Regions from separate parts of the Mus musculus genome. Here region 1 is linked to region 2. The links are chromatin contacts, found by Hi-C or POLR2A ChIA-PET in ENCODE. All regions are on one chromosome and are shown on one strand. The core of a region is the stretch at or near the end of the contact, and the rest is flanking DNA. Distances in the headings are between cores, read along the strand shown. Region 1 holds the start of Ccdc130 (coiled-coil domain containing 130). Region 2 has its middle 5.1 kb from the start of Mir23a.

Region 1 (3,015 bases), core at 206-2,705, 67 kb before region 2:
GAGCTCAGGGGCCTTCAAGAATCTTCCATGTTACTAACCTTTTATTTTTTAATAGACCTGGCAGAAATGAAGATATCTAGAGAGACTCGTCCCCACATCTCTCAATCTATCAGACCATAAAATAATGAACTCCAAAGAAATGGGAATTTCCCCAGGAATCTCATGGTGGGCAAAAGAAAGGGCGCCAGCCAGAGGGGGAAGAGAAAGTCTTCTGGAAAGAGATTTCACCCAGTTCTAGGTTTTGCAGACCAACTTACAGGATGAGACTGAAGCCCAGACAATGGTGGGTCAATGGTGGGCGGGACCACACCTTGACCAAGACTGCTTAGATGTGAGATCCTTGTACCTTTAAACCATGATCTCACACCAGAACTTAAGAGTGTCCCTTCCCCGAATCGCTTTCTAAAGTGCCACCATTGAATAAACCTCTTTTTTTCTGCTTTCTACTTTTTTGGTGGGGGTGGGGGGGCAGATTTTTTTCGAGTCAGGGTTTCTCTCTGTAGCCCTGGCTGTCCTGGAACTCACTCTGTAGATTCAGAGATCCACCTGCCTCTGCCTCTCTAGTGCTGCGATTAAAGGCGTGTGCCACCGTCCCCCGGCTTTGCTTTGTACTTTTTGTTTTGGGTTTTTGTTTTGTTTTGTTTTTTGAGACAGGGTTTCTCTGTATAGCCCTGACTGTCCTGGAACTCACTTTGTAGATCAGGCTGGCCTCGAACTCAGAAATCCACCTGCCTCTGCCTCCCAAGTGCTGGGATTAAAGGCGTGAGCCACCACGTCCGGCATTGCTTTGTACTTTTAAGATTTATTTACCTGAACAGGTGTTTTGGCTGCATATATGTATGCACCACATACTTGCCCAGAGACCTACAAATATCCCTCTGACTCTACTTCCCTCAGTCGTGGCACACTAGCACTCACCCACACACATACATATGTATTTTTTTGAGACAGTGTACTCCTGACAGGCCTTTGATTATGTAGACTACCTGCCTCTGCCTCCAGAGTGTTGGGATTAAAGGTGTTGGCCACCACGTCTGGTCATAAACATAATTTTTTAAAATCCATAAATAAATAGCCTGGGCTGTATTGGTAATCCCACTACTTGGATATCACAAGGCGAGTCAGAAATTCAGAGTCATCTTCAGCAATATAATGAGATGCAGGGTCAAACTGGGATACAAGAAAACCGGTCTCAAACGTCAGTCAAATCAAAGCTTAAAAATGACGAATCAGCTCCTTCGAAAACGCAACCGCCAGGGAGGGCTGGGCGGTGCCAAAGTAGATCTTCCGGGAGGAAGCCATCTCCAATTGGACCACTCCCGGTGGGCGGGGCTTCTAACGGCTAGACAGGCCTGAATTGGTCAGTCTGCAATAGCCTCAGCCAATCAAGATGACGAAAGTGCCTCGCTCCAGCTTGCGCAGGCGCTTTTGGGCCGCAGAGGCGGGCGCTCTGCGGGTTCCTGGCTCCGGGTGTGCTTCCGGGCTGGTGGAGGCGTGACGTCAGGGAGAGGGCAGGTAGGTACGGGGTGAGGACCGGTCCGCGACGGCAACGGGGGTGGCAGGTCCTCAATCCCACCACTGCGTCCTGGCACGGGAGATGCTGTATCTGCGGACGCGAGCGGGTTCCCAGGGCCCAGCCTCCGTTTTAGGCCAATGGCACCTCTAGGCGTCTTCATGCTGAAGATGAGCCCTCCTAGCCTGAATTGAAACATAGTGCTTGGGAACAGTAGCTTGGGGGCCGGCAAGGTGGCTTAGCTGGTAGTGGCGCTTGTGGCCAAACCTGACAACATGAGAGTTCGACCCCTGAGCATGTTGAAAGAATCGATTCTTGTAGGCTGTTCTCTGATCTACATTCTCACTTCGTTGCACACTCTGCCAACACACGCAGAACAAATAAATGTAATTTGTAAGGGGCTGGCGAGGTGGCTCCGCGGTTAAGAACTTGACCTGCTCTCTAGCAGAGGACCAGGGTTCAGTTCCCAGAGCTCACAGCTGCCTGTATCTCCAGAGAATCCAACCCTCTACCCTTTCCGGTCACCTGAACTCACTTCTGCACACACATACACATAACAAAAATATTTTTTATAGTTGTTAGTAAGTAGGAGAAATTTGAAATTGTCACTTTTCTTTGTCCCATGCCTGTTCTTCTCAATACTTAACACCTGTCATGACTCCCAAAGGCAGTCTCAGCGGCTGAATCCTTTAGAAAACTTTTTTTTTTCCCCAAATGGAGAAACTGGGATCCAGGTAGCCCCTGGCCCAGAGTCAGGCAGCTAGGAAGCAGCAGAGAGGAGATTGATGCCCAAGCTGTGGTCTGCTGTGGCATTTGAGGTCAGGAATGACCCTTGGCACAGAAGAGCCCCTGTGCATCCACCTGAGCAGACTGGGTGTAATCTGGCTGTGATACTACCTGTGGTGATTAGCCATTTAAGACTTCAGAAGCTGAGGCTGGAAGATCTGGAGTACTAGGCCAGCCGGGATTACACAGAAAGGCATGTCTCCAAAACAAACATGTTCAACATTGTAAAGCAGACCCCAAGCACATAGCACTTCAAGCTGGGTGTCCACACTACCAGCCCATACACTTTTTCATTATAGCAAACCCCAGAGTCACTCCCGCTCCCATTTCCCTCTGTTTTTAATTTTTGTTTGTTTTGATTTTGCTTTTTGAGACAGGGTCTTCCTGTCTGGTTCTGGCTAGCTTGGAACTTGGCTTTGTGGACCATACTGGTCTCGAACTCAGTGTGTACCCTCCTGGTTCCACACACACACACACACCCCGAATGCTGGGATTAAAGGCATACACCATCACTCCCTGGTCTGTATTCTCTTCTGACAGGCGATGAGCAGGCACTCCACAACAGTCAGACCCAGGTCCGCAGCTGGTAAAGAATGGAGCTTGAATTTAAACTCAGGTAGCTGTGCCTCGCAAACCTGGCTGGGCATTGAAGTACTTGGCCACCAAAGGTATCTGGGTCAGGACGTGTGATGATGACTCAGTAGGTGAAGACACTG
Region 2 (3,038 bases), core at 169-2,668:
AATGTGTCTACAGAGCAAGCTGGAGGGCAACCTGGGATACATGAGACTCTAAAAAAGATAAGTTTAGGGCTAGAGAGATGGCTCAGCGGGTAAGAGCACTGACTGCCCTTCCGAAGGTCCTGAGTTCAAATCCTAGCCACCACATGGTAGCTCACAACCATCCGTAATGAGATCTAACACCCTCTTCTGGAGTGTCTAAAGACAGCTACAGCGTACTTACATATAATAATAAATCTTAAAAAAAAAAAAAGAAAACAAGTTCAGGGCTGGAAAGATGACTCAATAGTTTAGACTGCATATTGCTTTCTGAGAACCTGAATTTGGTTTCCCGGCTCACATGTGGCGCCCTCTTCTGGACCCTTTAGGCACCTACACATACATGCACATACCCAACACATACACAAAAGTAAAAAAATAAGTCTTAAAAAAAAAGAAAATCTCTACTTCCCAATAATTGGAAGAGTTCCTGGGTGACATCAAGGACAGAAGCATTCAGTCATATCAGGCAGTGACAGGCAGGACAGTGGATTTAACGTCTAGATCTGGCATCACCGATGTCTGAGGAATGAGGAATAAGGATTGAGATATTCTGATGTGTCTTCCCCAGTACGCGTGCTTACACACACACACACACACACACACACACAGTCTCCAGCCCCAATCCACCTCTGTCTCTTTGGGTTCTGGGGGCAGCCCAGGTCCACAGGCTGACCAGCCTCCCCAATCACCTCCGGAAGTGAGACAGCATATTCGTCCCAGGGACCAGAACGGGAAGGGCGGCCATTTGGCCAGGCTGGTTTCCTGTGGGGTTTCCCCTACAAAGAGCCCAAGGCTGCAGCCAAGGCCACTCCCATCCTCACACACACCAGAGGTCTGTGTCTGGCGTGGAGGGGGCATTACCACGCAGGTGTCCAGGAGCTGGGACACCCTGTACTGACTCTTAGTCTCACAGGGAGACTCAAAGGGACAGAAGTCCTGGAGCTGGAGGGCTTGAGAAACAGGGCGGGGGGCCTTGGGCTGTGGTATCCCAGTCAGTTAAATTAGCACACACAGCCTTCAAGCCCTCGGCATCCCTGGAGGACCCACAGTGAACCCCAAGAAAGAACCAGGGCAGAGGCCCTCCGGTCGTCCCCAACCCTGATCCTCAAATACTTTCCACTCTCGCGAAGCAGCGAGGATCGGAAAATACCAAGGGCTGCAGTCTCCGCCCAGCTCCGCCCCCGCCCCAGCCACCAGCGCTCGCTAATGGCCCACTCTTCCCAGGAGCTGGGCGGCTGGGTTGGGGCCAACCCGACCTGCGGCACAGATGCCTGCCCTCCACGTCCGTCCCCACGCAGGAACCAGACAACCCGCCCGGGTTGGGGGGCAGGGCATAGGCAAGTGGGTGGGCCTAGTGCCTAGCCGCGAGTGGAGGGGGCGCAGGAAGGGGTGAGGGAGGGCTGAATCACTTGGTATAAATAGGCAAAGACGACAGCCACGTCCCACCCTCGCTGCCCGCCAGCCACACAGTCCAACAACCAGATCCCCCACTCTATTCCTTAACATTCTGTTTGCGGTGCTGGGTTCCCCTCAAGCCAATCAGTGCTCCCAGGGTGAAGTTCATCCCAGGTCCTGGCCTGGCCTGGGACTGGAGATAGGAGCGCTGACCTCCATCACCCACTGTCTTCTGGAAGGCTTGGCTCACTCCCTTAACTCCGCAAAACTTCCAGGAACCAGCCAGGCATTGTGAGGCGTCTCTGTCAGTCTACCATTCAGGAGGCTGAGCCAGGAGGACTGCCATGTGTTCAAGACCGCGGTAGGCTATGAAATGAGACTGTGTCTCGACCCCCAAAGTTGACTGTGGGTAGAGAGTGCTTGGCTATTTTGCTGGAAGCATGGAGTCAGCAGGTCCCATCTTAAAGCAGAAACCCTTCATCATGGTGCACACAAGTAAGCCTAGCATTCAGGAGGTGGAGGCCTAAGGACCAGTTCAAGGACATCCTGGACTACTTATCCAGTTCCAGGCCAGCATGGACTACATTACATTAGATCATGCCTCAAAAACTTTTATTAATAGATCGATAATTATTATTATTCCCAGGCCCAAAGCTTAGGGTTCCAGAGCCCCAAATGTACACAGGAGACAAAAGGGAGGTATCACCGGGCATCCCAGATTTGCTCCCCCGAGTCCCTCAAGGCCCATGTGCCCATCCTGCCACCCAGCCCTGCTCTGCCCAGGGCCACAGCTCAGTAGCCACACCCAGGGTGGCGCCAGTTCTAGCTCCAGCAGCCTGAGGCAAGGCGCCGCTCGAGTGTGACTCAGCCATGCCCGGCATGATGCTGTCCTTCCCTACCCAAGAATTCTCACGCCCACGCCACCACCCTCAATCCTTCCCCATGGCCAGCTAGGAAGACACACCTCCATGTCCACTGAGGACATTCAACACAGGATATGAGGAGACCTCAGCACCCTATGGGAGACTAGAGAGTGTGCTCTGTTCCACTGCATCTCCAAAAGTTCCCATTCACAGATGGAAAAACTGAGGCGGCAGAGACAATCCCAGGAATGTCTACACTCTCTCCATAAAGACAAGGCCGCCTGAGCTGGAGTTGGTGGCCCATGCCCATAACCCTAGCACTTGAGAGTTGCAGGAAAGAGAATGCGGAGCTCAAGTCCGCCGTTAGTTTCATGGCAAGTTTGAGGCTAGCCCAGACTACAAGAAACCCTGTCTCTGTCAACTAAACAGGAGACAAAGATGTAGCTCAAAGAGTGGAGTGCTCGCCTGGCATGCCCAGGGCCGGAGTTCAATCACCAGGACTGTGGAAGCCAGGGATGGTGCAGTACTCAGGTGCGGAGACAGGAGGATCAGAAATTTGAGGCTAGCCTGGGTTACAACAGACTCAGAAAACAAAAGTAACTAGCCCGATGCTGCTATGGGAACAGGGTAGGTATGGTGCTGTATCTTGTCATGCCAGCACTCAGGAAGCTGAGGCAGGAGTGTCACAGCGAGTCCTATGCCAACCTCAGCCACATCAGCTCTAAGTTGGCCTGTGCTCCA

What was found. Hi-C counts contacts between places; a loop is a spot of excess contacts on that map. ChIA-PET counts read pairs that join two places held with the same protein, here RNA polymerase II (POLR2A).
Region 1: POLR2A ChIA-PET joins it to region 2 with 36 read pairs in Patski. The contact joins the promoter of Ccdc130 here to the enhancer-like site in region 2. A Hi-C loop is called at or near these places in 1 of 37 maps with a recorded cell type or tissue (v-Abl transformed pro-B cells). POLR2A ChIA-PET finds 5 or more read pairs at or near these places in 4 of 5 experiments (Patski and embryonic stem cell).

The regions. Positions count from the first base shown.
Region 1 is chr8:84,268,842-84,271,856 of GRCm38, reverse strand. Ccdc130 (coiled-coil domain containing 130) reads left to right here and starts at 1,455. Exons shown (of 10, transcript NM_026350.3): 1 at 1,455-1,515.
Region 2 is chr8:84,201,936-84,204,973 of GRCm38, reverse strand. No RefSeq gene overlaps it. Among named protein-coding and RNA genes, the nearest start is that of Mir23a, 5.1 kb to the left of the region's middle. Within about 2 kb of position 1,418, at least 1 of the 3 ENCODE cell types and tissues checked has a DNase peak (open chromatin) inside an H3K27ac peak, as active enhancers do.